Linked DNA regions of Homo sapiens: region 1 is linked to region 2. The links are chromatin loops, found by intact Hi-C in ENCODE. Cell type or tissue: endothelial cell of umbilical vein. All regions are shown on one strand. Links, peaks and the distances in the headings refer to the core of each region. The heading gives the core; the rest is flanking DNA. Region 1 overlaps APCDD1L-DT (APCDD1L divergent transcript). Region 2 overlaps APCDD1L-DT (APCDD1L divergent transcript).

Region 1 (5,375 bases), core at 215-5,214, 52 kb after region 2:
AGTCTTCCTGGATTCTCTCAGGTTGTACCTTGGAGGCCACACTTGAGGTGTGTTACAGAGACCAAGGGCTGGTCCAAGTCCACCCCCCAAAATAAAATTTCTGGTTTTGGGGGCACATGTTCCACAGAGGAGAAAAATACAGGAAGAGAATACCTTGAAAATAACACCATTAAGACAGATTTTTAGCCAGGAAGATACGTGGCCCATTAGGGACGTCTCTCAGTGCAGCAGACTTGCCTGGGCCTTTACTTAGTGATTCAATCTTCAGCCCAACAGGGCCTGGGTGTCTTTTTTTTATTCTTTCTTTTTTAAAAAAAATAGCTTCACCGAGTTATAATTCATAAATTATACATTTTACCCATTTAAGCATACGATTCAATGGTTTTTAATATATTTACAGATCCATGCACCTGTCATCACAGTCAATTTTAATAGACTTTCACTTCAAAAGGAAACCGTGTAACATTTAACTATCACAGCTCTATCCTCATGCCCCACACCCAGCCCTAAACAGCCACTAAGCTACCTTTTGCCTCTAAAGATTTCTGTGTTCTGGACTTTGATATACATGGAATCATGCAATATTTGCCTTTTGTGACTGGCTTCTTTTATTTAGCAGAGTATTTTTGAAGTTCATGTTGTAGCAGGTATCAGTACATTATTCTTTTTTATGGCTGAATAATTAATATTCCATTGTCTGCTATACTACGTTTTGTTTATCCATCCATCCGTTGATGGAAATTTGGGTTGTTTTCAGCTATGATAAGTAATGATGCTATAAATGCTCATGTACAAGCTTCTGCTTGAACGTATGTTTTCATTTCTCTTGGGTATATACCTAAGATTGGAATTGCTAGGTCATGTGGTAGCTCTATGTTTAATCATTTGAGAAACTGCTAGACTGTTTTCCAAAGCAGCTGCACCATTTTCAATTCCTACCAGCAGCGCAGGAGGGCTCTAATTTATCCGTATCCTCTGAGAGCCGATGCTTGTTGCCATTGGACTAGATTCTAGCCGTGCTAGTGGGTGTGACATGGTGTCTCATTGTAGTTTTGATTTGCAGTTCCCTAAACAATGGTGAGCATCTTTTCCTATGCTTATTGGCCATTTATAGATCTTCTTTAGAGATATGTCTATTCAGATCCTCTGCTCCTTTTAAAATTGGATTGCCTTTTTTATTATTGGGTTGTACGAGTTATTTATATGTTCTGGATACAAGTCTTTTATCAGACATATCATTTGCAAACAGTTCCTCCCATTTACTGTGTCATCTTTTCAATTTCTTAATAGGGTCCTTTGAAGCACAAAAACTTTTAGTTTTGAAGAAGTCCAGTTTATCTATTTTTTATTTTATTGCTCATGCTTTTGATGTAGTATCTAAGAATCCTTTGCCAAACCCAGGTTATGAAGAATTCCTCCTATGTTTTCCCCTAAGAGTTTTATAGTCGTAGCTCCTACATTTAGCTCTTTGATCTATTTTGAATCAACTTCCTGTACGGCATGAGGTAGGAGGTTCTACTTCATTCTTCTGCATGTGGATGTCCAGTTGTTCCATTACCATTTGCTGAAGAGACTATTCTTTTCCCCCATTGAATGGTTTTGACACTCTTGTCAAATGGCAGATTTTTTAAAGGTCAAGTTTACGGAGGTATAATTTATCTAGATTAAAGTTCACCCTTTTTAGGTGCATAGTTCCAGGAATTGTGATAAACACATGCAATCTTGTGACCACTGCCACAGTCAAGATATAGAACAGTGGCATCACTCCGGAAAGCGTCCTCTGCCTCTTTGGAGTCAAGCTGCCCCTAAAATCCCTCAGTCCTTGGCCCCCAGAAACCACTGGTCTGTTTTCTGTCCTCCTATTTTTGCCTTTTCCAGCCTGGCATGTGGTGGATCATATGGAGCTGGAATCACACAGTACTTAGCCTTTTGAGTCTGGCTTCTCTCACTCAGCAGAATGCACCCGATATCCATCTGCATGGTGCCTGTATCCGTAATTTTAATAATGAGCGGTGTTCATTGCAAGGATATATCACAATTTGTTGAGGGACATTTTGTTGTTTCCAGACTGGACAACTACAAATAAGGCCATTACAAACATTCACATGCAAGTTTTTGTAAACGCGAATTTTCATTTTTCTTGCGTGAGTACCTGTAAGTGGGATGGCCAGGTCATAAAATCAATATATGGTTAACTTTATAGGAAGCTGCCAAACTGCTTTCCAAAGCAGCTGCACCATTTTACATTTGTACCGGTAATAAATGGGAGGCCTGGTTGTTCTATATCCTCATCAGCACTAGCTATTGTCAGATTTAAATTATTTTTTCTATTCTAATAAGTGTGTAGATGTATCTCTGTATGGTTTTAATTTAAGTTTCTCAAATGAGTAATGATGTTTAGCATGTGTTTATTGTCGATTCATATATCTTTTGTGAAATGCTGGTTCCAATCTTTTGCCCATTTTCTTCAGTTGTTTTTCTGATTCCTGTGCTGAGAGAGCTCCTCCTATATTCTGAATATATGTGTTGTTAGGTATGTGTCTGGCAATCATTTTTTTCCAATTGTGCATTGTTTATTAAGTATCTGCTACTGCATAACAAATTGCTCCCAAACTTAGGTAATTAAAATGATATACATTTATTATCTCACACAGTTTCTGTGGACCAAGAGTTCAGAAGCAGCTCAGCTAGGTGGTCCCGGCTTGGGGTCTCTCATGAGTTTGCAGTTAAGGTACCAGCCAGGGCTGCAGTCATCTGAGAGCTTGACTAAGTTCAGAGGATCTGCCTTCAAAGTGGCTCATTCATGTGGTGCTGGTCACTGGCAGGAGGCTTCTGCTCCTTTCCACACGGGCCTCTCCAGAGCACTGCTTGAGCACCCTTACGACATGGCTGCTGGCTTCCCCCTGAGTGAGCACCTAAGGCCTCTCCAGAGCACTGCTTGAGCGTCCTTACGACATGGCTGCTGGCTTCCCCCTGAGTGAGCACCTAAGAGAAAGCCAGGCCTAGCCATGACCTAGCCTCAGAAGTCACACATGGTCATTTCTACAAAAACCTGTTTAGGTTAACACAGGTCAGCCCTATTCAATCTAGGAGGACATTGTACAAGGGCATGAATGAACAATAATATGTGAGACTATTTGAAGACTGTCTTGGTAACTGGAAACCGTGTTTGTATTTTCATTTTTTCAACAGTGTTTTTCGAAGAGCATCCTGAGTGAATTTGATTCTCCCTTCTCAGCCTCAGTTTCTTTACCTTGAAATGGGGCTGATGATCCCATCTTCAGGCAGGAATATTTTTCAAAGCACTTTGTGGACCACACAGTCCCTCATCTCCCTTCTCCTTCCAGGCTGTCATCAGCTCCTTGAAACTATACTCTAGCTTCTCCCAGACTCTAAGACATCCATTTTCTCATGAATTCATTTGCTGAAAACATTCCTGGAGCCTGAGCTGTTCCAGATGCTAAATGCTGGTGATTCCACAGCAGACAAAAGAAAATTCCTGCTTTCATGGGGCTTCTTGTGAGGACAATGACACTGGGCCAACACAAAAATGAAAGTTGATCAGAGCAGCACCATAGCTCGGATGGCATCCATGGAGCACTGGGCGCTGGGTTTCATGTAATCCTGTGACAATCCTACAGTGAAGCAATGATCAGCTCCTTTTTATGGATTTTATAAATGTCCAGAAAGATGAAGTGATGTGCCAGGGTCATAGAATTAGTCCAGGGACTGGGACTCTGCACTGTCCGCCTCTAGAACCTGGGGGAAGAGAGTCAACTCCTAAAATTCCTCAGCACCAATGAGGGGGCTTTGGATGAGGTGGGGTGGCTACTGGATTGAAGAGGAGAGGGGACCAACTCATGAGCTCTGGCATTGCTCCCAAAAAGCCCCTCGGGACCCCCATGGCCTCCTCCACCCACACGCACACAAATCCCGGCAGAGCTGCTGACCCCTTGGCTCCTGGTCGGGGATGAGCCAAGTTTCACAAGCAATTATATTTCATGCAAGATAAAACTGCAGAGGAGACGCTTAATTAGATTCTTTCCGAACCTTAGGTTTCTTTGAAATGAAACAGCCCCAGGGCTGTGAGAGTTATGTGTATGTATGTATTCCCCTGCCCAGAAAGGGCTGCTCTCCAAGGCTGGAACGAAAACAGAGCTGACTGCTGCTCCATTCCCTGCAAAGGTATCTGGACTGGCTCCGGTGCAGCCCCTAGCCCCCCTGCTCCCCAGCTCTGCCCATCCATCTGGCCAACGCGGGCGGGAAGCGGTCCCAGTGGGGCAGGGTGAGCCGCTTCTCGCTCGGTTGATGCCAGGTGTTGGAGTCTGAGCCCAGATGGCCCTGGTCTACCGGGAAGGCCTGCCTGGGGCAGGGGCTCCCCCCGGGGGTCCAACCAGCCTGTGGGCCTCCTCCACCAGCCTGCCCTGTCTGGGCCTCAGTCTTCCCACCTGTGAAAGCCGGCAGGGACCCTGGGAGGTGCAGCTGGAATGTGAGTTTCCTGAGGGGAGGGACCTCACCTGTGTTTCTAATGTGGGAGCCATGAACTTGAAATAGGGTCAGCGTGCAGTGGACTCACAAGGACCTGCTCAATTTGGGCTCCTAAAGGGTATGAGTCCATAGGAGAGCTCTTGTTCTTCAGGCATCTGTGCTACCTGGAAAAAGAGTTGCCAGGATAAATGCAGGACACCCAGTTAAATTCTAATTGCAGGTAAATAATGAGTAATCCCTTAATGTAAGTATATCCCAGGAAATATTTGGAACATACTTATGCTAAAAAGTTATTCATTGTTCACTCGGAATTCAAATTTAACTGGGTATCCTGTGTTTTCATTTGCTAACTCCCTACCTGGGGAAGTTATCAGCTACCCAGAGATTCAGGGTCAGTGGAGGCGAGGTGAGGCCCGGGCATGTGCATTTTTGTCTCGTTTCCTGGACATCCTGATGCTCAGGGTCCTTCATCCACACTTGGAGACACATGCAGTGTCTCCTTGGGGCCAAGCTCAGGAGTTGAGGATGAATGGAGGAGCAGGTCTTCCCTTCGCCTCCCCAGTTAACACAACACGTTCCCTGCCTTCCCTGTCAGGGCCGGGGTGGGTAGCATGGTGGGGCCGCTCAGAAACATGGTTTAAAGCCCTGGGGTGCAGAGTCAGGCGGTCCTGGGTTCACATCCCATCTTCTCTACTCAGATCTGAGCAAGTTCTTGAGCCTCTCTGGCCTTCAGTTTCTTATAGAGAGATGGAAACAGGAGCACTTCCCAGGCTGCCACAAGGCTGGATGGAGGCCACAGCTGGGGACTGCTGAGCACAGTGCTTCTGTGAATCATGATGTCACGGAAAGACAGTGACAACAGCAGCCCTTGCTGCGGCACATGGAGC
Region 2 (5,375 bases), core at 202-5,201:
GTACTGTCCAGAAATTAATTCACAGACAACCGAGCATCATTACCCATGGTCTGCCCTGGCTAACTGCTCTCTCTGTTAGTGAATTTGGGAATGGAAATGAGCTATTTCCATCCACTTTATCATCCAGAGACCTTAGTACATAGTGTATCTCTGGTAAGTGCTGTTATTGTAACCTGTTTCTAGAATTGCTATTACCAGTAATTCTGCAGAAACAGGGTCCCACCCAAAGCCATCAGCACAGTGCCTTTAAATCTGAAAATCAGCCTTTAATCTCTACTTTGATGTTGTTGGCAGAGGTGAGAGTTTTATTTCAGCCCAATTGCTGTGTCTTTTAATTTTTTTAAGTAGTGAGCTATCATCCCTCCAACCCCCTCCCCCAAACACTGAAGTCCAGAGGCCACTTTCTGGGAGAAGGTTGTTGTAAGTGGCCCAGGTGCTGGGGCTGGTCTGGTAGGAAGGGGTGTAGAGAACCGTAAGGGCTCCCTACAGGAAAACATCAGGACTAGCACAAGCCACCCTTACAAAACACAGAGTGAGCAATGGAATTGGCATATGGCAATGAGGCCTGCAGGGAGAGCTCCCTTGACCTTCTGCATATGGAGTTTAGGGTCCCCTCTGGAAGGATCCCTGTGCCGGGATGCTGCCCTCCCTAGTACTTCCTCCTCGTTCCCTTACACGTGAAGCTCCTGCCTAGCTCTTCCCTCGTGGCCCACACTACCTGGCTGAGCATCCCCTCCCATCATTTGCAGATCACAGTGGCCCCCTGGTCTCTAACTCCAGGTTTCACATCTGAGCTCCAGTTCCACCCCCAGACTTCTTGTCGCTTGCTTCTCCTGCCATGCATCCATCCCCTCACTTGTCCCCATGGACAACTCTTCTCTATGGTGTAAGCCTTTGCTCTTCTGCAGGGGCCTCTCCTTCCTTCCCCCCTTCCCTTCCTCTGGACCTGCTCAATGTACATTCTGGCTATACATATATTTGGTCTCGGGATTCGGTTTCTGTCTGATTCTTTGAGTAGCTGCCGGGGCTCCCGGGGCATGGTCTGGATCCTGCTCATTTGAATTTCCCCTTTCCCTGCAGGGTTTGTTGCACAGTAGGTCTCTACAAATATTTATTAAATGAGTGTGCCTGTATTCAAACCCAGGAGATGGGGGAGAAAGATCAGAGGGAAGATTTGATAAACAGAAGGCTTCCAAGAAATAGCTTCCAACTCCAATCAGTTCTTTTTCATTTTATTATGATAAGAACACTCAACATGAGATCTACCCTCTTAACGAATTTTAAAGTGAATTGCAAATTATCCAACCAACTGATGACTGAAAAACGAAGTGCTGAAAAGACACTCAATAAACATAGGCCACCTTGGAAATGTATTAATAATCATTATCGTCACCATGTGGCGGCTGTGGATTGAGCGTCTGTTCTGTGCCAAACACTGTGCTGAGTGCTCTGTGCCTGTTCCCTTGTTCACCCCTGCCCCAATCCTCTGAAACAGGCCTGCTCTCACCCTTAGTGGAGATGAAGCCATGGAGGCTCTGAAAGCCACACCCGCCATCACCCAGCCAGGGGCCGCCTGAGCCCAGCAAGAGTCCACCCTGGGGGATGCTGAGTCCCTGCCTCTCACCACCATGCATGTTGTCTCTGGGCTTCTAAAAAGGCTGAATGATACAAAGGTCTTGGGGAGGACCCATTATGAAAAGGGCATGTTCTTTGTTTTGGCCCCAGTACACAGCACCATCCGCCCATCATTGTCTTCCATTCAATCTCCAGCATGATCAGTAATATTTGTTAGCGGGAGAGGGGCTGGTGTGTGGGCTGCAGCCAGGCGGCAATGAAGCAGAAGCTTTACTTCTAAGAGAAGCTAATGGGCCCGGTTTAGGGGGGCACAAGCCCCTGACCTTGGTTGGATAAGCCTCTAGCACTAATCAACATTACCGGAGAAGTCTGTATGCGCTAACAAAGCATAAATATTTGGTCTCTATTGAAGGTCTCCAGGGCCATGGCACACAGCCGCCTTAAACATGCGTGGTCTACTTGCTTGTTAGGAAAGAGAAAACACACAGAAAAACAGCCCTTTGAATCCATTCTTCCCCATAGAAACAGAAACGATGTCCTGATCATTATGTCTAAAAAAGCAGTAGATACGAAAATTGGATTTGGTTGGAGCTGGATTTTAGCTGCAAATGGGTGGTTTTTAATAAAGTGCCTCATAGCAACCGATCTGTGAAAAGCTGCTACTTAAAAGCAAGTTCATATGATCTCAGAAAATGGCTCATCAGACAGGGCAGTCTCTAACTGTTTATTTATAGTCGTCTGCGCCAGATCAGATAAGCTGGTGCTCACAGAGTTGGGCGAGGGGGGGGGAGCTTCTAGAATGTACCATCCATTGGAAACTCACAGCCTCGGACTGTGGATGTGATCAGAAAACGGATCACTGACTCACACTTTTGGAAACAGGGCCCGGTGGGGTGAGAGCTATGGGGAGGTAGGCTGTGTTCTCGGGATAGAGGTTCTCCAAGTGCTCAGACCTGAGAGTTGTTTGTGAAGTCTGGGGGCTGAAGAAATAGGACTGGAGCTGGAGGACAGGCACCGGGGGCATGAATGAGGATAGGCGGATTGGGGCTGAGTCCTGCCTATGAGACGTTTTGCCTGTTTGAACTTGAGCGAATGCCCTTCCTTTTCTTTTTTCTCTATTTATTTATTTATTTATTTATTTATTTATTTGTTTGTTTGTTTGTTTGTTTGAGGCAGAGTCTCACTCTGTCGCCCAGGCTGAAGTGCAGTGGCTCGATCTCAGCTCACTGCAACCTCTGCCTCCTCGATTCAAGTGATTCTCCTGCCTCAGCCTCCTGGGTAGCTGGGATTATAGGCACACACCACCACGCCCAGCTAATTTTTATATTTTTAGTAGAGATGGGTTTTACCATATTGGCCAGGCTGGTCTCAAACTCCTGACCTCAGCTGATCTGCCCACCTCAGCCTCCCAGAGTGCTGGGATTACAGGTGTGAGCCACTGCGCCCGGCCTATCTTTCTTTTTAAAAAGACTTTATTGAGATACAATCCACGTTCCACACAATGCAACTATTTGAAGTGTAGAACTCAACACTTCTTAGTGTATTCCCAGAGTTGTGTAACTGTCACCACTGTCCATTTTGGAACATTTTCATCACCTCAAAAAAGAAACCCCATACCCTTCAGCAATCATCCCCTATCCCCCCATTCCCTCTAGCCCTGAGCAGTCTCTGTCTGCTTTGTCTCTACAGATTTGCCTGTTCTGGACATTTCCTTTGAATGGACTCATAGGGGATGTAGTGCTTTGCGTCCGGCTTTTCTCACTTAGCGCCGTGTTTTCAAGGTCCTTCTGCGCTGTGGCCTGCGTCAGGGTTCCATTCCCTTTCAGGGCAGGCCCTTTCTGGTCTTCAGATTCCTCATTGGTCACATGGGGTGAACGCTGCCACGGGCTCCCTGCTGATAACCTTCCACTGGAGGGGAATCCAACTCAAGTGTTAGTGAGGGGCTGAGCTGTGGAAATTCCCCCCCAAGGGCAACTACATCTTTAGCTCTTTATCCCTCCCTCACCCCCTTAAAATGATGGTAATAGTTGAATGCTACTGTATTTCATCCATCAGAATAGAATAGCTTTCTCTCTTCCCCCACTGGGACTCCTGTTTTGTCCCATGCAAAGCTTGGATGTGCATTTGTTTTGATAATAGCAACAAGATTCCCTCGGATTTTTTGAGCTTTCAGAGGGGCCAGGCTCTATGTTTGGGCCTTACATACAACAGCTCATATGGACCCTGTGAGGTAGAGAGTCATGGCCCTGACTGAGCAGATGAGGAAACTGAGGCTCAGAGAGGGTCAATGAAGTATCTCATATTCTCCACAGAAGGCTCAGTTCTTCTGTAAATGCCTCTGGGGTTCAAGAAACGCAGTGTTCCTGGACTTGAATTTTCCAATACAAGTCTCTGGAGTAGGTCTAAGTGGCCCTGGAGAAGCTGTGAAACCGGTCTCCAAGCACAGCACCCTGATACCTGGACACCTACGCCCCCAGGAGTACAGAGACCTTAACAGACAAGGCCAATGAGACAGTGTGACAATGGGGGTTGCAGAGGAGCTTGGCTGGCCCTGAGCAGGTGCCCAGGAGAGGGGGCCTGGCAGAGGTTCCCCCAGAGGTAACGCCTGAGTGGTGTCTTACAGCACAAAGCAAAGTCACCCTGGGGGTGGAGGAGGCCCTCTGTACATCGTTTGATTAACGGTACTTAGAGGAGGTAGGTACAAAATGCTGCGGGAGTGCGGGGGCAGGGGTGATTAATCCTCCTATAATCTGTTTGCCACAGTTTTGCTGTTGCAGGAGGTTTTGCTGGAGAGATCGATTGGGTCTTAACAGAGTGGTGAAATGGTGCAGGGACTCTGTTGCTAACTCCAGCAGAGCCTCACCCAGAGGGAGGCTCAACCCTCACAGCCATGTGGCTTCGGGGATTTCAAACCGGTGCTTCTCTTGGTGGACTGGTGAAATTTTCCCACAGAACCCATTTGTTTGATGCAGGGAGTGGAAAGGATCAGAGGAGATGGGAAGAGAACAGGAAGAAAGGGAGAGATAGCAGGAATAACTAGCCTCTTATTTGATTCATTATTAAAGAGGTGAAGGTGCCCCTTCTTCCTTACTTCCACACTCAGAGTTTCTCTCAACCCCCATCACAATCCTGTGAGGCAGATTCATGTCCCTCATTTTACTGGTAAAAAATTCAGGGGCCCAAGAAGTGGACTGGCTTGCCTAGAGTTGGGCAGGGAATCAGTGCCAAATTCAGGTCTCAACCCCAAAACTCCAAATGCTGTGCATGGCCAGAGGGGAGTAGGAGCTGGTGGTGCCCATGATGTTCCAGGAACCCCTAAGATGTGGCCTGATACAGGGGTTGTACAGATGATCTTGCCACATTGCTGGGCTGGAGGACAATTTGGGCTATACACATTGAGCTGTGGAAGCCCAGAGAAGGATGCCAGAATCTGCTGGGGCAGTCAGGGAAGGCTTCTTGGAAAGGGGATATTGAGGCTGGGTTTTGGTGGATGTGTAGGAGTCCTTGAGTTCACTAAGGGTGGAAGCTCATTCTGGGAATGGAAGCAGTATGTGCAAAGGCTCAGAGTTGGGATTGGGGGCCTTGTATCTAGAGAACAATCTGACTTGCAGAGTGGCTGATGGTAGGATGTGGGGCTAGTTCGGAAAGCAGAGGCAGCCGGAAGAAGCATCATGGTTCACAGCTCCTCCACCACCCCTGTCTGTCAGGCACTCACAAGGTAGACTTTTCCTGGGGCAGGATTTTACTGGAAGTTAGGGAACTGTTCATTGCTTTAGGGTGTTTGGAAGCTAACAATGGAT

The links. Hi-C counts contacts between places; a loop is a spot of excess contacts. Peaks named below come from ENCODE experiments on the same cell type or tissue, not always from the same donor. Only the 100,000 strongest peaks of a DNase experiment are listed, where the experiment ranks them.
Region 1: it touches region 2 in a loop (2.1-fold over the local background); 2 of 110 quality-filtered maps call a loop at or near these places.

The regions. Positions count from the first base shown.
Region 1 is chr20:58,600,405-58,605,779 of GRCh38, forward strand. The region is part of intron 6 of APCDD1L-DT (APCDD1L divergent transcript); the gene reads left to right. Among named protein-coding and RNA genes, the nearest start is that of LINC01711, 32 kb to the right of the region's middle. In endothelial cell of umbilical vein, for the core only: no CTCF peak of the experiment used is centred there; no DNase peak of the experiment used is centred there; H3K27me3 peaks cover 141 bases.
Region 2 is chr20:58,548,444-58,553,818 of GRCh38, forward strand. The region is part of intron 6 of APCDD1L-DT (APCDD1L divergent transcript); the gene reads left to right. Among named protein-coding and RNA genes, the nearest start is that of APCDD1L, 36 kb to the left of the region's middle. In endothelial cell of umbilical vein, for the core only: no CTCF peak of the experiment used is centred there; a DNase peak (open chromatin) is centred at 2,298; H3K27ac peaks cover 666 bases.